Regions from separate parts of the Mus musculus genome. Here region 2 is linked to region 1. A link is a loop called in an ENCODE intact Hi-C map of the cell type or tissue named here. Cell type or tissue: gastrocnemius. All regions are shown on one strand. Each heading gives the region's core, and the rest is flanking DNA. Links, peaks and the distances in the headings are about the cores only.

The links. A loop is a pair of places that touch in the nucleus more often than their neighbours do. Peaks named below come from ENCODE experiments on the same cell type or tissue, not always from the same donor. Only the 100,000 strongest peaks of a DNase experiment are listed, where the experiment ranks them.
Region 2: it touches region 1 in a loop (2.2-fold over the local background); 2 of 42 quality-filtered maps call a loop at or near these places.

The regions. Positions count from the first base shown.
Region 1 is chr9:108,301,795-108,317,202 of GRCm38, forward strand. Amt (aminomethyltransferase) reads left to right here. Exons shown (of 9, transcript NM_001013814.2): 9 at 1-508. It overlaps Tcta (T cell leukemia translocation altered gene), which reads right to left and starts at 4,365. Exons shown (of 3, transcript NM_001311156.1): 1 at 3,928-4,365; 2 at 3,532-3,586; 3 at 1,161-2,459. The coding sequence starts at 4,150. The coding sequence ends at 2,417. It overlaps Rhoa (ras homolog family member A), which reads left to right and starts at 4,366. Exons shown (of 6, transcript NM_016802.5): 1 at 4,366-4,759; 2 at 13,514-13,588. In gastrocnemius, for the core only: no CTCF peak of the experiment used is centred there; DNase peaks (open chromatin) are centred at 3,640, 4,368 and 4,950; H3K4me3 peaks cover 5,664 bases; H3K27ac peaks cover 5,629 bases.
Region 2 is chr9:108,413,637-108,421,636 of GRCm38, forward strand. Iho1 (interactor of HORMAD1 1) reads right to left here. Exons shown (of 8, transcript NM_001135198.2): 3 at 7,754-7,925; 4 at 3,686-3,849. Among named protein-coding and RNA genes, the nearest start is that of Iho1, 14 kb to the right of the region's middle. In gastrocnemius, for the core only: no CTCF peak of the experiment used is centred there; no DNase peak of the experiment used is centred there.

The DNA of each region.
Region 1 (15,408 bases), core at 1-8,000:
AACTCAGAAATCTGCCTGCCTCTGCCTCTGAGTGCTGGGATTAAAGGCGTAGGGCCCAATTTTTAAATGACAAATCACCTTACTTAATGTCCTGTTTTAGCCCACAGTCCCACTAACCTTAATCTGCCTGGTGCTGACTTTGGAACAAAGGTCATCCTGCCTTTGTGTGGAGGGTAACACCTCCGCCCACCTCACTATGGCTTCTCTAATTTCAAAGAACTATTACTGTGGGCAGTATGGACTTAGGTACCTTCTCCACTTTGCATACTGCTGCCTTTCCTTAGATAGAAATGACTCCTGACGTGGTGTTGGCTGAGTTGTTCCTGTGTGCAAACATAGAGATGGCTAAGCAAACATGGGACTCACCCTTCCACATTCTCTAGTCAACCCAGCCTGCTGTGCAGCAAGACATGGCTGGTTTAATACTTGGGCTGACCTCGGTCAGTTGTTGTGAATAATTATACTTTACTAACTCTTGAAAAATAAAATTAATTTCTTTCTTACTTGCTATGGTCTCTAGCTTCCTTGTTCTTTCGTCACTGGATTTCTGGGGTGTCTTTTTTTTTTTTAAAGATTTATTTATTTTATGTCTATGAGTACACCATTGCTCTCTTATGACACACCAGAAGAGGCCATCAGACCCCTTTACAGATGGTTGTGAGCCACCATGTGGTTGCTGGGTATTGAACTCAAGTCCTCTGGAAGAGCAGTCAGTGCTCTTAACTGCTGAGCCATCTCTCCAGCCCCTCTGGGGTGTCTTCTTAGCCTCTAAGACAGGCTCTAAGTAGGATTTCCTTGGAAAGGGCCAGCTATATGAGAACTAAGGAATATAGAAGTGGTGTGCTGGTCTATCCCTGTAATCCTAGTACTTCTGAGTTAGAGACAAGAGTATTGGGAGTTCAGGGTCATCTCCAGCTATATATTGAATTGAAAGTCAACTTAGAAAACATGAGACACTAGCTCAGCTCCCCCAATCTCCTCCCAAGTCCCCAAAAAAGCTAACGGGGATATTGTCCACCACCATTGCAGTGAGTTGGCACCACGTCGTCACCTCTGCAAAGTGCTGTATGTTGGATCCTAAGGGCAATATACCCAACCAAGATCCCTTACCAGTTGCCCATGTGTACACAACACTTGTCTTGATTGAATAACCACACCACTGATACACTTCTGTGTTTAATATGCCACATCTTCAGTTGCTCCTGGGGTGGAATGTGAGACCTTGACTCTTGTAGTGATGTCAGTGGGTGGGCATGAGGCTGTGAAGAACATCTTGCCACACAGATGACATCTCTGGAGTAGGTGCACGTGCACGAGGCGCTCAGTACAGTTCACCTATAGTACACCTGCTAAAAGTCTCAGTAGGCAATGGCTGCCAGATGGCTATATGACATCTAACAAAGAGACAGTGGACACCTGAGGTAGCTAGTAGCCCAGCAGAGACAGGAGTACAACTGTTAGAGGAGATAGATCCAGGACCACAATGCTTTTAGGAACCACAGTGCTCTGAGGAAGTGGTGTTTTCATGGGGACACTGGCTACCCACCACCTTGGAACCTCTTCTGACCCATGGTGAAGGGCCCAGAGCTATCTGGCTTGTGGCTTGCTCTTACTGCTATTCCTAGAGGCTGAAATGAGGCTGGTGGACTCTCAGGACTAGGCCCTTGTCAAGATGGGAAGTGACAAGGTAACAGGGCACAGTGAAGTCATTGCACTAACTACTTAGTACCTCCCTAGGAGGGAGCAAGTACAGACTAGAAAAGCCTGTGGGTACTTCAGCAGTGGAGAGCTAGCCAATACCAAGGCTCTTAGTGAGATGTCTCTTAGGAATTCAACTTGTCCTCAAAAAGAACAGAGAAACAAGTCAGTGGGAAATGATAACTTCCTCTGCCTGCCTCAGACCTAAAAGATTGTAGCTTGGCCAGGGAGGGACAGGTTTGGTGCCCTAATCCAGGCCAGGATTAGCTGGCTTTTTGCCTACGAAGCAAAGCCAAGAAAGTCAGAGTCTATGGGAGAACTGGCTTTCTTTCTAAATCTCAGAACTGGCCAACCTCGAGATTCCTCTTAGAAGGACCAATTTCTCTAAGATTACATCCCCAAGGGGATGACTAAGTCAGGAAAAAGCCAAGGTGAGAAAGGGACCACTGACCTCCTCAACCAAAATGTTTCTAAGCAATGACCCTTGACAAGAAGTCTTTCCTTTTGTTAAGAGACAAACTTCACCTGCCCAGTACCTGAAGCTGTTGGAGGCAAGGCTGAGGGCAGTGGAGGCTCACCCTGGAAGCATCATGGTACTCCAGTCCCCCAACCCCAAGCCCTCTGCAGTTGTCCAAGGGGTCTGGACAGCAGCAACAAATAGCATAGGAGCCAGCGGACCCAGCGATATCTCTGGAGACCCTTCTGCTGCTGCCTTCCCTTATTCTCTGTGCGTTTTGAGAGCTTCATTTGCTGCTATCTCCCTGAAAGTAATGGAGAGAAGCAAGGTTATTTCATCGATCGCGGAACAGTCCCTGACATTGGTTCTTCCTTTGCTCCTTCTTGGCTAAGCTGGGCTCAGTACAGCTTATAGTAGAATCTAGACTTCTTTACTAATCTCTTGTAGTCCCTGCTGGGTCTACTATTCTCCTACCTTATGGTGCTTAGCTAAGACAGTGGTCACCTTCCTAATCCATGTATTGCTTTCACTCTTGAAGCCCTTTGTCGACTTGCCATAAGAAGAAGCTTATAAAGGCAAATTAGATCAGGCAACTGTCCTGCTGAATCAGCCCCTCAACTGTTCCTTCTGCCCTTGTGCTCCAAGTTCACCATCACAGCCTGATCTAGTCTCCTAAAGTTACATTTCCCCTTGCTACTGGGTCTTGTTTTATCTATTTCTTTTTCTTTTCTTTTCTTTTTTTTTTTTTTTTTTGGTGTTTTGAGACAGGGTTTCTCTGTGAAGCCCTGGCTGTCCTGGAACACACTCTGTAGACCAGGCTAGCCTCGAACTCAGAAATCCACCTGCCTCTGCCTCCCAAGTGCTCAGATTAAAGGTGTGCGCCACCACTGCCTGGCAGAGTCTGAGTTGTCCTTGTTTTCTGGTGTACTGTGACCTCTGCCGTGTGGTAGAAGCTCAGAGATTAGCTGAATGAAATGTCCTGATAAGTAAGCTGTTGTTTTTAGAGATTAGGAGGTTGACTTGATGAGGTCGTATGCTAAGAATAGAGACTGTTAGGCTGGGGGTTATAGCTCCAGTGGTACAGTACTTGCCTAGAATAGATGTTCTTGCCTTCCTAAAGAAAGACTTCCCAACCAAGGGATTTGTTTTCAATAGACCTGGCACATCACCTTTCTGAAATTAAGGTAACACCACCATCCATCCCCACTGAACATGCTGATGAGAGGCTCTAAAGCCACTGGGAACCCCCAACTGGAATCCTGAGCTCTACCATTAGCCTTGAAGGATTCTTGCACAGCCACTAAGCTGGTGCACTCACATGCTGAGAGTTCTCTGCCTGTCAAGCATGGGGTTGGGATAGACAGAGATTTACTCACCATGAAGAGAAATGTGTGGAGCCATCAGGTGTGGATCCATTCTGGCCACCCAGACCTGGAGGCAGGAACACACCCATAGCTGCAGGAGGCTGAGGGTGGGGATCTGAGCAGGCAATAGCCCAGGTCAGGTCAGGGGCCACTGGTATAGTTTAATAGAGATTGAGGCTGGGATACTAGGGACTAGTGGTATTGTCCAGGAAGGGTTTTGAGAAACAGTTAACAACGTGATGATGGGCATGAGGGGCTTGTGGTGTAAAATGGTACGGGGTTGTAAGTCTGGGTACAGTGAGGCTCCTGGAGGACCAGTGGTAGTCTATGTGGACACAGGAGAACCCAATGGTACAGTATGGTGGTGGTAGGGACAGCCGGGCCAAGGAGGTTCGTAGGGAGCCTCACCTGGACGGTGATACAACCCGGTCACTGTGTTCCCGTAGAACCCCCAGGCCAGCTGGATGCCCAGGAGACTTAACACCAACCACAGCAGGAGCAGCTTGAAGAGAGTCACTCGCATGTCTTGTGTCTCCCACTCCCGCAGAAAGTCGCTGCCCAGGGTGCCCAGCGCTCCGAGCACCGTGGCGGGCAAAGCTTGCAGAAACTGCCCGGCCCAAGGCTCCGCCATGACTGGCCAGCGCCCCACCGGGAGTACTGTCACCGTAGTTCTTACTGCGCAAGCGTATGGTCTTCCGGGGTTAGGCCTGTCAGTGCGCACGCGTAATACAAGGCAAGGAAGATCTACTTCGCTTGCGCGAAGTGTTGGCAGTTTGGGGAGGGGTTTTTAAAACCGCGCAGGCGCACCCAGCCCCACCCTGCTTGCTTAAAGGATGAGTGATTCGGTGAGGATAAAATAGCAACTCGCTCTTTTATAGCCCCGGTGTTCCCGTCATGCTCCACGCGTCTGCCATGATTGGTTAAGCGTCTAGCTCTCAGGGCGTGGATGCGTTCTTGAGCAATCGTGGCTGAACTGAGAGTGTGCGCGCGTGCGCGGGGCCGCGACTGGCGCCAGCTCGAGCCCGCAGGGCGCTCGGGGCCGCGCACGTCGCTCCCCGCCCTCCCGCCACCGCCCGCCCTCGTTCGCTCGCGCTCCCCGCCCGCCGCCCGCGGTCCTCCGTCGGTTCTCTCCATAGCCCGCCGTCTCCCACGGAGCTGCCCGTCCTTGGCTCGGAGCTCGCGGACTCGCGGACAAGCGTCCTCAGCGCGAAGAGGCCGGACTCGGAGTCCTCGCCTTGAGGTGAGCAGGAGCATTTCCCTCCAGCCGCCTCGGCTCCGGGCCCGGCTGGTCGGCTGATCGGCAAGCACTTTTCCGGCCTCCGGCCCGTCGCCTGCCCGCGGTCGCGCCCCACCTGCTGCTCTCGGCCCGCAGCCCCTCGCCCCGGCCCCTGACCTGGGGCCCCGCGCCCGAGGCGGCGGCCCCGCCCGCGCAGTCCCCGGAAGCGCGCCCCGCCGCCTCCAGTCCCCCTTCCCCCGCCCGGCCGGGCCTGGTGGAGCCCTAGCCGCCCGCCCTCCTCGTCGCTTCCTCTCAGGGTTGCGCCGGGCTGGGCGGGGGCTCCCGGCCGGTCCGCGACCGCGCTGGGGTAGCCTGCCACTGCGAAGCGCGTGTGGCTGTCGGGAGTTGGACTAGGCAAGAAACTCTTTTACAACTCCATTTTGCCTTTTGCATTGAACGTGGATTATTAATCCCGTTCTATACCGGGTGAAGACAGTGAGGGTTTGGGTGGATTTTCTGTTTTGAGTGCCGTATTATTGGAGATTGTGTAAGTAAAAGATTGTTTTGAAATCTTAGCGGTTATGACTCTATGGGGGAAGGTATTTTCCAGTCGAAAAAACACATAATAATTTGGCGAGGTTGCATCAAAATAGATGCATTTCTGCTTAAAGTTATTACTTCAATTAAGAATCACTGATGGGTTCCCCTTTTCAGGTCGGTTTCGTAAAATTGCATTTTTTGCAGGCAAGTTGATTTAAAAAAAAAAAAGTTCATGTTTAGTAGCTGATAGTGGAAAATTTGACACCATTTTTTTTCTTTTTTGCCCCAGAATTGGTTCTACTTGTATTTTCTAATAGTCATCACTAAATTTTGACCTATTAGTTATTTATTTGGTTTTGTCTTCTGGTATATTTTGAAATAAGTGCTTTTTGCATGTTATATATAACATTATATATGTATAATATGTAGTACACGTATAATGTACATCCCCCATGCCAGTCTGAAAGGGGAAAACTTATATTTTAGGATGCGGTATGTGGTGAGAATTTTTAGCCACTTAGTGTCACGTGCCCAAATGTGTATGTACCATGTGGAATGTTTTTTTCACCTTTCATTGGCTAGTTTGAGCATTTGACTCACGTATTATTAAACTAAGAAAACAAGATCAGGTCTTAATATTGAAGACTCTGAGATGTTGTTTGGAGTATTTCTCCGGAGCAGTGACGTTTCTTAGGGACATAAAATATATGGAGCTTGTTTTTTTCCTATTTTATTTTCCTCTTTGGTGTTGGCTTGGGACACAGTGAACAGGTGCTGTATCTCTGAGCTGCATTTCAGCCTTACAACTTGGGATCAAACTCTAGTGCTCAACTTACATAGCTTCTACTCAAAAATCTACTGAACAGGAGAATAGGAACATCCACTCTACTGATTGTACCCCCAATAGATGTAGTATTTTAGACTGGGGAGGAAAAAAAAAACTTTAGGATTTACAAACCAATTCCGTTTGTAGGTGTGGGAACTGAGCTTAGGGAATTTTTTTCTCTTTCCTTCTGTGTGTGTGTGTGTGTGTGTGTGTGTGTCTGTCTGTCTGTCTCTCTCTCTCTTTCTTGAGAAAGGCTTATTACTCCGCAGAGAGAACAGTGGGTGTGATAATACCAGAAGAACCACTGACCTAAGACTTAATTTAAAAAAAAAAAAAAAGACACTGGGTCTGACCTGAGACCTGGAACTTAATTTGTAGATAAAGCTGGTCTCTAATTTCCACATGCTCCTAGTGCTGCCTCCGGAACAGTGCTGGGATCACTGGGTGTGTGCCACCATTCCTGCTGAGACTTAAAATGTTTGAAGGTCATACATCTAGTTAGACTACAACTATTTTTTTTTCTGTTATTCTCCATGTGCTGTCAGTTAAAATCAGAATTTCCAGGTTACTTCAGGTTCTTTACCATGCAGATTATGCATATTTGGGAAACAAATTTCATGTTTTTGTAAGTAGTTCCTTTCTGGCTAGGCCTTGCCTTTGAGTGTGTTGGTTTTCTTAAGGACCGGGTTTTGAGAGTTTACTGTTAGCAAAGATAAGGTAATGAGGTCCAGCTAGAATGTTTTCAAGACTCCTTTGAGTCAGTTTTAAATGGAATTGGTGAGAATTTGCATGTATCAAGTAGACCATGGTCTGTACATGTGTGAGAGTGGTTTTGTTGGAGTGATTTCATAGTCCTTTAAAAAGTCCATCTTGCTCTATTAGGGGTGTAAGTAAGTTACTAGAAGAGTGAAAACAGATCTTCAGAGCTGGGTGTGGTGGCACACGCCTTTAATCCCAGCAGGCGGATTTCTGAGTTCGAGGCCAGCCTGGTCTACAAAGTGAGTTCCAGGACAACGAGGGCTGCACAGAGAAACCCTGTCTCGGGAATAAAAAACAAAAACAGATCTTCAGGCGCTTCTTAGTCCATGGGTGGGGTTGAAGTAGTAAGAAGAGGTCAAGTAAGAAAAGCCAAACTAGTCTTTTGACTTGTCCTTAAAGAGCCAAAAGATCAGTTAACTTCATTGAAAGACTAATTTAAGATCAGAGGGTTTTTATAGACAGCATACTTAGTTCTATTGTATCATAGCTACTAGCAATGATGACAAATTGTGCATAAATGTTGAATATAAAAATAGGAAGTAGGTGAGGTGACAAACCTGTAATGAAACACTCCAGGCATTAGGAGGATTTCAGATTTGAGACCAGCTTAGGCTATATAACAAAATCCTGCTTCAAAAAAAAAAAATGTTCCTCTTAATTCTATCCAGTGGAACTCAATTGTTGCACCAAAGCATTAAGAATGTACGTTACCTATCTGTCTTTTGTTACTGGGAATGAAACCTAACTTTGATTGGTAGCTATACGATTAGCCTCTCTCTATCTTAACTGATTGGTTACTTTTCAGCCTGAAGCTTTAACCCGGGGCATTACATATCCTAGGCAAGGGCTCTGCTGCTGAAGTACGTCCTGAACCCTGATTTTACTTTTGAGGTAGTCTTATTACATTGTCAGGGCGTAATTATGAACTCACCTGCAGCTTTCAACCTTCCTCAGTCTCCCCAGTAACTGGGTTTACAGCTATGAGGCCTGACTGTAACCAAGTTCGTTTTATTTATTTATTTATTTTGGAGGCAGTTACACTCTAGGTGAGGTTAGCTTGGAAACTTACACTGTGGCCCAGATTGGTCTTGAGTTTGTAGCCGTTCTCCCTTAGTTTAGTTTAGCCCTCCTGAGTGCTGGGATTGCAGGGGTTGCAGGTATGAGCCACCATACCAAACTTACAATATTTAAGTATGCATCTTACTTACTGTTAGTGTTTTGGTGACATTAGATATTGGTGACAATAAGTTTTGAAAGTAATTTGAAATTAATTATTGTAAAATCCCTAATTCTGGTGACTTTTTGTTTGATTGGAGACAAGCTCTGTCTGGCTTGGAGCTTTGTAGTCCAGGCTGACCTCACAAGTGAGGCAATCCTGTCTGCTTCAGTCTCTCTCTCTCTCTTTCAAGATTTATTTATTTTATTTATGTGAGTACACTGTAGCTGTCTTCAGACACACCAGAAGAGGGTGGTGGATCCCATTACAGATGGTTGTGAGCCACCATGTGGTTGCTGGGAATTGAACTCAGGTCCTCTGGAAGAGCAGTGTGCTCTTAACCGCTGAGCCATCTTTCCAGCTCCCTGCTTCAGTCTCTAGTGCAGGAAATATAGGTGTGAGCCACCATCCCAGACTTATTTTTAACCTATGGTGCTCTAGTATTCTAAGTGAAGGGTTGTATATTCATAATTATGTAGACTGTGTTATTGAAAACAAGCTAGGCAATAAAGCTGCTTATTATTATTGGTGTTTGCGCTGTCAAATGAATCTGAATGTACTTAAAATTTTTCTTCTGACTGTGCCTTTTTAATTCTAAGTGATAGACGTGTGAAATAAAGGACCATTAAGTTGTAACTAAGCTTTGGTTAATACCAAACTGAACTTGATTTGGGAATAGGGGTTGGGATGTCTTGAGAAAGGTTTTTGCTAATAGAGCTAGGTTGAGCTTAAACTCATCCCAGTTGTTTGCTCCCACTTCCCAAGCGGGATACTACTAGCATCTGACATCACCCACCCCTAACCCCCACCCCTGGCTGGGGGGGGGGTAGATAGAGGAAATATATTCAGATTTGTTTATAATAGAATCTTAAATTTCAAATGCAGATAAGAGGAGAACAAGCAGCTAATGAAAGAGTGGGAGGTAAAATGGGTTTAGAGAGATGGGCAGAGGCCAGATCATGTAGTATGAGAAATTCCTTGGGCTTGTTCTTTTTGTGTGTTTTTTGTTTTGTTTGTTTGTTTTATTCTTTTGGGGTTTTCATTTTATTTTTGAGACAGCATTTCTCTTGTCTGTCTGGAAACTTGTCCTGTAGACCAGACTGGCTTCTAACTCACAGAGATCCATTTGCCTCTGCCTCCCAAGTCCCGGAAATCCTTGTTTTAGCTTCTTAGGGTTATAGACATGAGCCACCAAGCCTTGCCTGGCTTTGGTTGTTCTGAGGTGGAATACCTATCAGGTGTTAGATTTGTTGTCTTGTTTTGAAGTTGGGTAATAATATGATCTGCAAAAAATTTTTTGAGAGACAGGGTCTCATGGACCTTGGGCTGACCTAAAACTAGCTATAGAGCCAAGAATGACCTTGTTCCTCTCACCTCTACTTCCCTGGTTCAGGCATTACAGGTGTGAGTGTAACAATTCCTGGCTTTTTGTGGTGCCTCCCCATCATCTGTAGCTGCAGTTCTAGGATATCTGACACCTTTTGGCTTCCTTGGGCACCAAGCATGCAAGTGGTCCACAGTTCTATATGTAGGCAAAATATCTGTACATATGAAAACATCAAAACTCTTACTAACTTGACTGGTTTTACTGCATGCCTGTTATTCCAGATTTCAGAATGGCAGAGGCAGGAGGATTGTTCCAAGGTTGAGGCCATCTTCAGCTAGATATAGAAAAAAAAAACAAAACCAGCAGAAAAAACCCAACAAGTGATCCAGACTTGTTGCACACCTATAATCCTAGCTCTTGGGAAGTGATGGCAGAGAAGGGTCAGGATTTTAAGTTGGAGGCCACTGAGCCATTTCTCTTGTCTCCAAGTCTTTGTGTGTATGTGTATAAGTTTATGTCGTACATATTTGTGGGCATTCTTGTGGAGTCTAGATTGACGTTGGGTGTCTTTCTTCATTGCTTTCCACCTTTTTTTTTTAAAACACTAAACATGCAGCTCATGACTGAGCTAGACATACTGGCCAGGAAGTTTCAGGGATCTTCCTGTGGTGCTGAGGTTACAGATGTACTGGTGCCACCATGCCCAAGTTTACAAGTGTGGTACAGATCCGAACTCAGGTTCTTTCTCAAGCTCACGAGGCTGTACTGTGAGCTCTCACCAGTCTGAGTTTACTTTGTTTCCTTTTATTTCTAAGCCATCAATTTACAAACAGCTGCCTTTCTGATTTTAATTTCTTTGTTAAGCCTGTATTAAAAAGGGAATAAATAATAGGGCCTGTCTGGCCTGTCTTAGGGTTTCTATTGCTGTGATGAAACAAGGGAACCAAAAGCAACTTGGAGAGAAGGGTCTGTGTGGCTTTAACATCATAGTCCATTGTGGGAAACCAAGGCAGGAACTCAAACGAGATAGGAACCTAGAGGCAGGAGCTGATGCAGAGGCCATGGAGGAGTGCTGATTACTGGCTTGCTGGGCCTCCTTTCTTAGAGAACCCAGGATCACCAGCCCAGAGCTGTACTGTACCTTTCCTCATCGATAAATGTCTAAGCTTGCCTGTAGCTGACTCTTTTGGGAGCATCTTCCTGCTCTTTGATGACTCTAGATTGTGTCAAGTTGACATAAAACTAACCAGCACACTTGCTTATTATGTATGAGGCCCTGAATTGGACTTCAGCACCTCAATATTAACAAATAAAACTTTAAAAAAGGGAAATGCTATTTGATAATATGTTAAATAGTCTAGGAAGTAAGATACAACGATCACTGTAAGTCTTCTAGCTTAGGTGATTGGAGATTTATATAATGGGACTGGAGAGCTGATCGGTGGGTAAGGCACATACTGCTCAGTGCCCGGCACCCACATGGCGGCTCACAAACATCCATAGCTACAACTCACGGAGATAACCTCCAAGGGCACCAGACATATATGCAGTGCCCATATGTAATCTCAGGAAAACACTAATTTAGTACATAAAAAAAGAAATAAAGATTTGTATAACAGAGCCAACAAGATGGCTCAGTAAGGTAAAGATGTCTATACCACCAAGCCTGACCCCTGAAGTTCCATCCCTAGGAGCCACATGTTGGAATTTCATAGAATCAATTCTTATTTCCATACTCTGACCTCTACATGCACTGTAGCATTTGCTTCTGCACATTTGCATGTGTATATGTGTGCACATACACAAATGAATGAATGGGGAGATATATATATATATACACACACATATATATATATATATATATACATACACACTGCACATACACAAATGAATGAATGGGGATATATATATATGTATATATATATACACACACACACTGTGCACATACACAAATGAATGAATGGGGATATACACACACGTGTGTGTGTGTGTGTGTGTGTGTGTGTATATATAAATAAAATTTTGGAGTCAAATGTGGAGGTTCACTCCTTTAATTCCAAAACTTGGAAGGCAAAGAAATTGGAGTTCAAGACTTTCCTTGTATATGTAGTGAGTTTCTAGGCCAACCAGGGCTATGAGAGACTCTGTTTCCAAAAAGAAAGGAAAAGCATAGCTTTCAGGCTGGTTGAGATATCTCAGCAAGTAAAGGTACTTGTTACATGAGCCTGACAATCTGTGTTTGATTCCTGAGACCCATATGATGCAAATTCCCCAAGTTGTCCTCTGACTCCTCTCACCACACAAAATAAATAAATGTAAAGTTTTTCTTTTTTTCTTTCTTTTTTTTTTTTTTTTTTTTTTTTTTCTTTTTTTTGGTTTTTCGAAACAGGGTTTCTCTGTATAGCCCTGGCTGTCCTGGAACTCACTTTGTAGACTAGGCTGGCCTCGAACTCAGAAGTGTGCCTGCCTCTGCCTCCCAAGTGCTGGGATTAAAGGCGTCACCACCACTGCCCAGCATCTGTCTTACTTTTAGAAGACAGCATTTATTGTATTTGAAAAGTAAGATTGATTATGTACATTTTTATTATGTGAAGAAGTCCATGACAACATCAGTGGACATGCTAATGTGGAAGGGGGAAGTTTGTATGGAGGGTCACAAAACTACAGGCAAATCAATAATGGCTGCTCAGAAAAATAGTCTTTCTATTATTGGTTTTTCCATTGCAGAGTGGTTGTATCTAAGTATTTGTGCAGTGGAGGGGAGGAGTGATGTGTATCTGTTTTGTTGCTGCTGTTGTTGTTTTGAGACAGGTTCTCTGTAGATCTGGCTGACCTGGAATCCACAATGTGGACCAAGCTAGCCTGGAACTCAAGAGATCTACCTCCCTTTGCATCGTCCTGAGTCTGAGATTTTAGATGTATGCCACTGTGCCAGGCATGTGTGTGTATTTATATACATGTATATTACTATAGTCATACATATGCAGACACATATAAATACATATTTTTTTTGTGTGTGGGAAGGTTTCAAGACAAGGTTTCTCTTGGTAATCCTGGCGGTCCAGGAATTCACTCTGTAGACCAGGCTGGCCTCAAATTCAGAGATCCTCCCACCTCTTCTGGGATTAAAGATGTGTGCCACCATGCCTAGCTAAAAGTTACTTTCTTTTTACAGAAGAAGGTCATGGTGGTATAAATGATAAATTTTTCTAATGTTAATAGTTTTTACCTTGATAACACTAAGTTGAGCAGAAGCTCCAGTGTATTCAATATTTGACTTCATCTCACCACCACAGCCAAGGAAAGTGTTGCTTCTAAAGGTGTAACGACCTTTATACTGTTTTGCAAGAGGCACTAAATATCCTCATTGGGAATTCATGAAGCTACCAAGGCAATCTGTACTTGCAACTACTTGTGATGAGTCTCTGTGATGAGTGTGTGTGGTGGAAGTGGTTTGGTGTTGAGCACCAAATCAACTTTAAGTTGATAACAACAGTGACAAAAATCCAGATCTGGGAATAGGTAGATTCTGCAAAATTGTGTGTGTGTTGGGGGGGTAGTGAACACAACCCATAAAACAGCAGTTCTCAACCTGTGGGTCATGGCCTCTTTGGCAAACCTGTCTCAAAATATTTACATTATGCCTGGGCGTGGTGGCGCACGCCTTTAATCCCAGCACTCGGGAGGCAGAGGCAGGCGGATTTCTGAGTTCAAGGCCAGCCTGGTCTACAGAGTGAGTTCCAGGACAGCCAGGGCTATACAGAGAAACCCTGTCTCGAAAAAACAAAAACAACAACAAAAATTACATTATGATTCATGACCATAGTAAGAGTACAGTTATGAAGTAGCAAGGAAGGTAATTTGGTGCGCGGGGTCATCGCGGCGCGAGGCACTGGGCTGCATTACAGCTGAAGCTTTAGGGCCACAAGGTGCTGAAAGGTTGTAGCTGTGTCGTGGTTAAGGATTGTGCCAAAGAATCTCAGGTTGAGGATGTAATTGAATAGTATTTCAAATGCAGTTAAATAGTGCTGTACATTTTCCTGTCTGGATGGACATTTACATTCTGTCTTTATCCTAATAAAATGAACTTATATCTCTTATTTTTCATAGCCTTGCATCTGAGAAGTTCCAGGTACTTTGTACAACTGCATCCCAGAACCTGTGTGTTTTCAGCACCTTTATAAGGTATGTAAACAAATATTTCTTCTTGCATTTCCTTTTCCTCATATTGAGAGATTAATACGAAATCTGTGGAAATAATTAAGTGATTCTCTTGTTCTCTGATTTTGAAAGCCTTTGAATTTTTCCTGTTGTTTTGTGTATGCATGCATGTGCACATGCTTGTGGAGATGGGGTGGGGGGCAGCTGTGCAAGTCAGCGCTCTGTCTGTCACATGGTACCAGGGATTGAATTAAGGCCATCAGCTGTGGCAGCAAGGATCTTTATCTGATGAGCCATCTTGCCGGCCTCGTTTTCTTTTACATTTGTTTGTTGTTGTTTTTAAGATTTATTTATTTATTTTATGCATATGAGTACACCACCATTGCTCTCTTCAGATACATCAGAAGAGGGCATCAAACTCCATTACAGATGTGAGCCACCATGTGGTTGCTGGGAATTGAACTCAGGATCTCTGGAAGAGCAGTCAGTGCTCTTTAACCACTGAGCCATCGCTCCACCCTTTTTTACATTTATTGATATGTGTTTTGGGGAGCAATGTGGTAGTCAGAGGACACATGGAAGAGTTAATCCTTTCCTTCCATCGTGTGTTTCTAGGATTTAAATAGGGTAGTCAGCTTTGATAGCAGACATCTTAACCCAGACTCCTCACTAGGCCTGGCACTTTCTTGACTTCCTTCCCTCCCTCCCTTCCTTCCTTCCTTCCCTCCCTCCCTCCCTCCCTCCCTCCCTCCCTCCCTCCCTCCTTCCTTCCTTCCTTCCTTCCTTCCTTTTTCTTTTAAAATTTATTTATTATGTATGTGAGTACACTGTAGTTGTGCATATGGTTGTAAGCCTTTATGTGATTGTTGGGAATTGAATTGTTTTAGGACCTCTGCTCGCTCTGGTTTACTCTGGTCAACTCTGGTCAACCCCGCTTGCTTAGTCCTGCTCGCTCCCGCCCAAAGATTTATTTATTATTATACATAAAGTATACTGTAGCTGTTTTCAGACACATCAGAAGCGGGCATCAGATCCCATTACAGGTGGTTGTGAGCCACCATGTGGTTGCTGGGATTTGAACTCAGGACCTTCGGAAGAGCAGTCAGTGCTCGCTCTTGTCATCTTGCCAGCCTTTTTTTTTTTTTTTTTTTTTTTTTTTTTGCTTCGAGACAAGGTTTCTCTGTGTAGCCCTGGCTGTCCTGGAACTCACTCTGTAGACCAGGCTGGCCTCGAACTCAGAAATTTACCTGCCTCTGTCTCCCGAGTGCTGGGATTAAAGGCCTTTGCCACCACGCGCAGCTTGTTTCTGTTTTTCAAGACAAAGTTTCTTTGTGTAGCCTTGGCTGTGTAGAACTAGCTCTGTAAGACCACACTGGCCAGGAACTCACAAAGATCTGCCTCTGCCTCTGCCTCTGCCTCTCTGCCTCTGCCTCCTGTTGCTGCAATTAAAGCACATGCCACCACCAACTGGCAACAGATAATGCTAGTTATGTTAGTGGATTCTGGAAAGAGGTGCATCATGAGTGTGCGTCTGAGAGAAGTGCCAGGTGCTGCAGGAAAGCACTAAATGGCCTGATCGCTGGGGAATGGTGGCGCACGCCTTTAATCCCAGCACTCGGGAGGCAGAGGCAGGCAGATTTATGAGTTCCCGAACAGCCTGGTCTACAGAGTGAGTTCCAGGACAGCCAGGGCTACACAGAGAAACCCTGTTTCGAAAAACCAAAATAAATAAATTAATAGATAAATAAATGGCCTGATCTCAGTTGGGAGCTGAGGGATGCCCTTGAAATACAGGTGTAACCCTAAGCCACATCTTTGCACATCTTTGCTTTAAAAAAAAAAAG
Region 2 (8,000 bases), core at 1-8,000, 110 kb after region 1:
ATATCACTGTGTCTCAAAACAAGCAAACAAAACTGTGTAAATACACAAAATAGTTTAAATTACAACATTTGTACTTTTTAGTCTAAAAACTTTAATTTACATATAATGTGTGTTCATGCACAATGCACAGCACTCATAGAGGCTGTGCGAAACGTGAGATGTCAGCTCTCTTCTTCAGCCATCAAGATTCTGGGGATTCAAGTCATCTTGTCAGCAAGTATTTCCACCCACTGAGCTATCAAATGCAAATGGTCCCTGACTCTTTTTGATTATATTAATTAGAATTTGTGTGTGTGTGTGTGTGTGTGTGTGTGTGTGTGAGAGAGAGAGAGAGAGAGAGAGAGAGAGAGAGAGCCCTAGAGAGGAGAGCCCTTCTTGCGAGCAGGAGCTGCAAACACTCTTAACTGCTGAGCCATCTCTTCAGATGCAGACAATTCCTGACAATGCTCCTGCCTCAGCCTTCTAAATTCAGAGGATTTGGGGGGGAAAGCCACAATGTCTGGTTTTAAATTTTCTTTGTTTTTGTTTGTTTGTTTGGTTGGTTGGTTTGGTTTAGTTTGTTTTGGTTTGCTTTGGTTTCTCAAGACAGGGTTTCTCTGTGTAACAGTCCTGGAAGCTGTCCTGGAACTCTCTTTGTAGACCAGGCTAACCTCAAACTCACAGAGATCTGCCTGTCTCTTTGGGAGGTGTGAGACACCATGCCTGGCCTGGCTTACAGTTTTATTTTATGTGTATGAGTGTTTTGCCTATGTATATACTCCATGTGTATGCCTGGTGCTCCCAGAGTCCAGAAGAGGGCATCAGATCCTCTGGAACTGAAGATATCAATGATTGTAAGCCACCATGTTAGTACTGGAAATTGAACCCAGGTCCTCTGGAAGAGCTCCCTATTTCTAGGGGAATTATTTAGAACAGTACTTGAGAGGCAGAGGCAGGTGGATCTCTTGAGGCTAGCCTGGTCTATAGAATGAGTACCAGAACAGCCAGGGATACACAAAGAAACCCTGTTTGAAGAAACAAAACAAACAACTGGTTTACAGTTATTATTAGCTGTCATGAGTGCTGAGAACGAAAGAATGAAAGAAAGAAAGAAAGAAAGAAAGAAAGAAAGAAAGAAAGAAAGAAAAAGAGAGAGAGAAAGAAAAAGAGAGAGAGAAAGAAAGAAAGAGAGAGAGAAAGAAAAGAAAAGAAAAGAAAAGAAAAGGAAAGAGAAGAGAAGAGAAGAGAAGAGAAGAGAAGAGAAGAGAAGAGAAGAGAAGAGAAGAGAAGAGTAGAGAAAAAGAAATTCTGTCCACATCCAGGTGTTCATGGTAGCTCATGCCTTCTGTCCCAGCACCAGGAAAGTCAGAGTAGAGGCAGTTGAATCTCTGGCAATTGCAAGCCAGCCTTGTCTGTACAGTGAAACATCTCAAACTAGATGATCTGAGAAATAAAATCTGGAAGGAAAACATTTAGACAGAAGCAATATAACATTACTTGAATTTTGCATTTTTCAAAAATATATTTTTTGACTTCCAGAGACAAAAATTATAGTGGTTACATTAAAATCCAAAAGTCACATTGAAGAAAGCATAAAGTAATTACTAGCTGGGTGCTGGTGACCCATTTCTATGACTCCAGGACTTGAGAGTCTACGGCAGAGGGATCACGACAAATTTTAAGCCAATCTGTGTTATACAGTGAGGTCCTGCCTCAAACAAACAAAAGAATAATAGAAAAAATTAACAGGCAAGAGTGTGAACACTAGGGAGATGGCTCCTATAAAACATAAGGTCTTGAGTTCTAGACCAGGCACCCACAGCTAGGTATAGTCTTGTAATTGCAGAGTCCCAACAGCCAGCTAAACTAGCCTAATTAGAGAACCCCAGGTCCTAGTGAGAGACCAAGGCAGAGGGTGTGGGAAGACAGCTTAGTAGATAAAATATTAGCCTTGGAAGAACAAGGGACTTGAGTTTGGAGCCCCAGCAGGTACATAAAAGCCAGGCATGAGGATGCATGTCTGTAATTCCAGGGCTGGGAAGCCAGAATCAGAAGATCCTTGGTACTTGCTAATTAGCTAGTGTAAGCTAAACTCATGAGGTCAACGTTCACTGAGACAAAAATTAAGTGGAAACCAAAAAAGGTGGAGAATAATTGAGGGAAACACCTAAAGTGCAACTCTGCTCTTCATAGACAGGCACACTCATGCAGTGATGGTTAGTTTCAACTGTCAACCTGACAATGTAAAGTCACCTGAGAAGTGAATCTCAATAAGAAATCATCCAGATTAAGTTGACCTGTGGGTATATTTCTTAGTGATTGTCTCCATTATATTAATTGACACGAGAAGACTCAGTCTAAAGGTGCAGTCCCTGTCCCTAGGTGTGGGTCTTGAACTGCAGAAAAAGGGAGAGAACATGCAGGTGTTGTATCCATCTCTCTGCTCTCAAACAGCACATGCGCTGTTATCAGTTGCTTCAAGTTCCTGCTGTCTTGACTTCTCTACAGAGATGGGCTATCACCTGGAGTTTGAGCTAAAAGAACTACTCTTCCTTATTCAAGCTGTTTGTTTGTTTGTTTAAGACAGGGTTTCTCTGTGTAGCCCTGGCTGTCCTGGAACTCACTCTGTAGACCAGGCTGGCCTCGAACTCAGAAATTCGCTTGCCTCTGCCTCTTGTTTTTTTTTTTTTTTTTTTTTTGATTTTTGAGACAGAATTTTTCTGTGCAGCCCTGGCAGTCCTCGAATTTGCTCTGTAGACCAGGCTGGCCTTGAACTCACAGAGATCCACCTGCCTCTGCCCCTCTGCCCCTCTGCCCCTCTGCCCCTCTGCCCCTGCCTCTGGGGAACTGGATTAAAGGTGTGCCCCACCTCTCTAGTTTCAGGTTGCTGTTGTCAGGTTATTTTATCATAGATAGCAGCGGAAATAAAGCTAATACACACCCAGGCAAAGTGAAGGAAAGCAAGGGTGCAGCCCAGTTTGTGTCAGTAACCCAAACTGATCTGTAGGCAGAGCTGATCTGTTGCCAAGAACTCCTGAGCCTCTTGCCTCTGCCTCCTAAAAACTGAGATTACAGCTATGCATCCTCAACACCCAGCTTGTTGCAATGTTGCCCTCCTTTTTTCCATTTAATATTTGTTTATTTTGTGGAAATAGAGAATAAACCTAGGGTCCTGGCATGTTAGGTAAGCACTCTACTGCTGATACATGGGGTGGGGGGTGCTACATAATACCCTTAGAAGAAAAAAAACATCAAGTTACCCTTCATCAAAGTCCACATAGATTACCCAATCTACTGATGACCTGACCAGAGGCTAAAGGAAGGGTTATAACATCCAGCTTCTTCTGCCCATTTGAGCTCCTAGTTCTTGAGTCTTCACACTTCAAAACTTCAAAACACCTCGCCCCTTCCTTCTATGGCCCCTTTGTTCAGGCTCAAGTATATCTCTGGGCCCTTGGTTCTCTAGCATGCATACAGAAGATTTATGGAACCAACTAACTTCCAAAATAAATTAGGTTGTCTATCATTGACCACCCCCATGTGTATGTGAACAGTGTGTATACTATTGATTCTGTTTCTTTTTGCTCTGCACATCCCTGATAAATGCATGCTATTATACTAAAATTGAATGATCTGATTATTAATAGTACATTTTGCTTCCTTTGGAAAGCACGAGTTTTCTCATCCTCTTAAAAGATATGTGTACCTGTCAGATTGGTCCGTTGCCCTTCGTTTTTTCTCCTCAAACTGTTTTGAGAGTCCTTTTGATTTCCCAACTGGCAAAGGAAGAGAAAATAAGCTTTCATCTTTTGTATCGCCTCCAAGCAACTGGGGCTTTGCCTGGTATTTTATGAAAATACTAGGTTCACTCTGTGAAACGAAAAAAAGCAATACCAAATATCACACACCATTCCCTCTGTAAAATGCAGAATCATATTTAAGTGCCAAGCATAAGGCTGAAAATAAAGCATGTTGTTTTCCATTATTTGTGTTTACCAGGAAATCATATTTATAATAAAGCATCTGTCTAAGTTAATACAGTTTCTGCCTTATCAGTGCAGAAATACTAAATTTTCAGATAAAATGACTCAAGGCCAACTGAATATCCTCATAGGAAACAAGAAAACTATTTACTCTGCCTCTGAGCTGTGTTATTAAAGTCCCACTTTAACATATTTAACTCAAATTGCTATGTTTAAGTGTCTTTGAACTCAATACCTGTTGATAACTTCCACACGGCCTAAGCAGTGCACATGTGGTGTGGAGAGGTATTTCCTGCGTTTCTTATGGAAAAACCTGCTCTAAACACTCAGGAAATGCATTTATTCCCTTCTACCACTAGCATCAATTTTTGAGATTATACATAAAATGCTTTACTAACCTCAAGAACTGGGCTAGCCTTATTCATTTGATATAGGCAAGTCTAAATATAATATTAAATGTAGTTCTAGAACCCAGAAAGGGGTAAATGAGTATTGGTGGTATATAGCTTGAATCCCAGCATTCAGGAGGTAGAGGCAGGAGCATGGCCTTGAGGTTTAAGCTAGCCTGGGCTACATAGTGAGTTCTAGGCCAGTCTGGGCTACAGAGTAAAACTGTCTCAAAAACCAACCAAACAAAAACTCTTGACTCAAAAAAAAATAAATTAAATTAAAAATTTTTTAAAGTGCAAAATAGCAACAACAAAATCCTGACTCAAAAAGACAAATATCTCTTGTTCTCTTTGACATGTAGATCTGAGGGGTTTTTTTGGTTGTTGTTGTTTTGTTTTTTGTTAGTTTTTGGGTTGGCAGGAGTTTGAGACAGGGCGTCTTTGTATAGTCCTGGTTGTCCTAGAACTTGCTCTGTAGAGTTACCTGGCCTGGAACTCAGAGATATCCACCTGCCTCTGCTTCCCCAGTGCTGGGATTAATGTGTGCAGCACCACCCAGCCAGAATGCTGTGTTTAATGCTTGTTTCTATGTGTCTGTGGGGGTGAGTGTGGTTACCCTCTACAAAATAAGAAAAGAGGAACCCGAAGAAAGAAAGAATGGAAGGAGCGGAGTGGGACAGAGCTGTGACCAGAATGTCAGACAAGCGCGGAGCAGATGGAAGGGGACAGGGAAGGCTAGAGGATGGAGGAGGGGAGTGGGAGGGACAATCAACAAAAACAAATTCTGCTTTATAATGCCATGACACCTAAAACTCTGTATGCTAATTAAAATAATTTTTAATTTTATTTTTAAGGATCCTTCTGTCTGTTTGTTTTGTTTTATTTTTGAGACAGGGTTACTCTGTGTAACAGCCCTGGATTTCCTAGAACTTGATTTGTAGAGCAGGCTGACTTGAACTAACAGAGATCCACCTCTCTCTACCTCCCTGGCACTGGGATTAAAGGCAAGCACCACTGCTCAGGCAATCGTCCCTTTTTTATTGGCTGGTGAGCTGACTTAGGTGAGGGCACCTGTTCTCAAGCCTGCCTGCCTGCCTGCCTGCCTTTGTTTCCTGGAGCCTGGGAGAAACCTCTGACTTCAGCCCCCATAGGCTCATGTGAATTGAATGCTTTGTCACCAAGAAATGGTACTGAAAGATTGGAAGGGCGGGGAGGCGTAGCCTTGTTGAAGTTAGTGTGTAACTGACGGTGGGCTTTGAGGTTTCAGAAGCCATTGCCAAGTGCAAAGTCTCTCTCTGCCTACAAATTAGTGTGTAGCTTTCAGCTCTTGCTCCAACACCATCCTACATCCTGCCTCTCCCTGCCTTGATGATAATAGGCTAAACCTTAAGCAAGCCCCCAATTAAATGCTTTCTTTTATGAGAGTTGCCTTGGTCATGGTGTCTCTTCACAGCAATAGAACACTGACTAAGACAGTGAGTGCTCACCCCCCACAAATAAATCAATGTAACTAGTTTTCATAAAAAGATAGCTGTGATAATACAAGCCTGTAGTCCCAGGAGGTTCAGCAGTTCAAAGTCACACCTAGGAGATGGTGCAGTTAGTAAAGATGCTTACCATCAAACCTGCCAACCTGCGTTGTATCCCTGAAATCCACAGGGTAGAAAGACAAAATTATCTCTACCAAGATGTCCTCTGTGCCCAAAGACACAAATAATAAACAGCAATGCAATAATGCAGTGTTACTAATAATTAAGAAGTCTGTAATCATCTTTGGCTACACAGTTAGCCTGGCTATTCAGTGCCTTTGAGGCCAGCCAGGGCAACATGAAAACTGTCTCAGAAGCAAAGATGCAATGAAAAGTAGTTATAATGGCTATAAAACAATATGGAAAAGCAGCGGGAAACCTGTTGTGAGGAAGGAGCTCTGAGAAGGGAAAGCAGGTAAGAGAACATAATGGGGAATCAAAGTGCATTATACATACATGAGACTGTGGAAAAAAAATGAATGTTTTATTTGTATTTTTTATTGTGTTTTGCCTGCATCTATGTCTTTGTCAGATCTTCTAGAACTGGAGTTATAGACAGCTATGAGCTGCCATGTGGGTGCTGGGAACTGAACCTGGGTCCTCTGGAAGAGCAGCCAGTACTGTTAGCCACTGAGCCATCTCTCCAGTCCCAAGAATAAATGTTTTAAAAATTAAGAGAGCTAGACTATAGCTCACTCGTAGAACACTTGCCCTGGTAGGCCCTGGATTCCATCAACAGTGCTGAAAAACTAAAATGTGCCACTTTATTTCTTTTAAGTCAAAGGGCTTATTTTTATTGATTGATTGATTGATTTAGTCCTGTGTTTGTGTCTATAAGTGTGAGTATGAGTATGCCACATGTGGAAGTCAGGGGACAACCTCAGGTGTGGGTGAGCCCTTCCAGTGTGTTTGAGGAAGAGCTGGTCCCCCACTGGTTTCCTGTCTCACCCACTCAGCTTCTAGTCTGAGCTCTAGGGTTAGGTATGTGCCATCATGCTTGGCTTCAGATGAGCTCTAGGGATTTGAACTCAGGTCTTTGAGTTTATACAGCAAGCACTTGTCCCACTGAGCCATCATTCTAACCTCTTCTATTCCTATCTTATAGAAGCAGTGGGATTGATGGTGCATGCCTTGAACCCCTGTGTTCTCAAGGCAGAGGCAAATGGATCTGTGAGTGTGAAGCCAGCCTGGTCTACATAATGAGTTCCAGGCCAGACAAAGCTACATAGAAAAGCAAACAAATAAATCCATCTTACAAAAGTTATTGCTTCTTAGGTATTTTCACAATCATGAAGAAATATGCATATCTGCCTCTCCCTAGTAATGCTCAAGGGATTGACACTATTTTATGTTGTTCTGGCAATAAAAGAAACTGTATATATATGTGTGTTTTGTTTTGTTTTAATTTCAGATCTCTAGGTTAATTAATAAGTCATGAATAAACTAGGCATGGTGGTGCATCCTTTTAATCCCAATACTTAGGAACAGGCAGTAGATCTCTAAATTCAAAGCCAGCCTGGTCTACATACGGAGTTCTAGGATAGCCAAGGCTACATAGTGAGACCTTGACTCAAAAACAAAAACAAAACAAAATATCATCAATCAAGCACAAACCCATTTAGGATAGTAATCTTTAGAGTAAAATTCTAAAGTATGTTCTTGTTCCAATAGAATAATTCATTTTTAAAGCTTAGATCCATAATAAGTATGAACTATGTACAGAGAAATTCAGAAATCAGAGCTGGGGTGGTGGTCTAAACCTGTAATTCCAACAATCAGGAGGCTGAAAACAGAGATGGAGAGTCCAGACTGGCCTACATAGCAAGATTCTCTCTCAAAAGGAAAAATTTAGCTAGCTGGAACTGAGACTCACATCCACAGAATTCTGTTGTGTCTGTTTTGGGTGTCTTAAGCAAGCACCAGCATCCAAGGACGGTAGCAGAGTCTCTGAATTTTCAGGACAGAACTGAGATCCAAAGAGGAACTGGGAATCACTGAGAGAACAGTCAGTCTGATTATTATTCCAGTTAGATGGTTTAGTGATCCTGAAACAAAGCAAGAAAAACATTATGTAAATAAGCATCGCGAAGAAAATAACTCATAACTCACAGCTACGACTT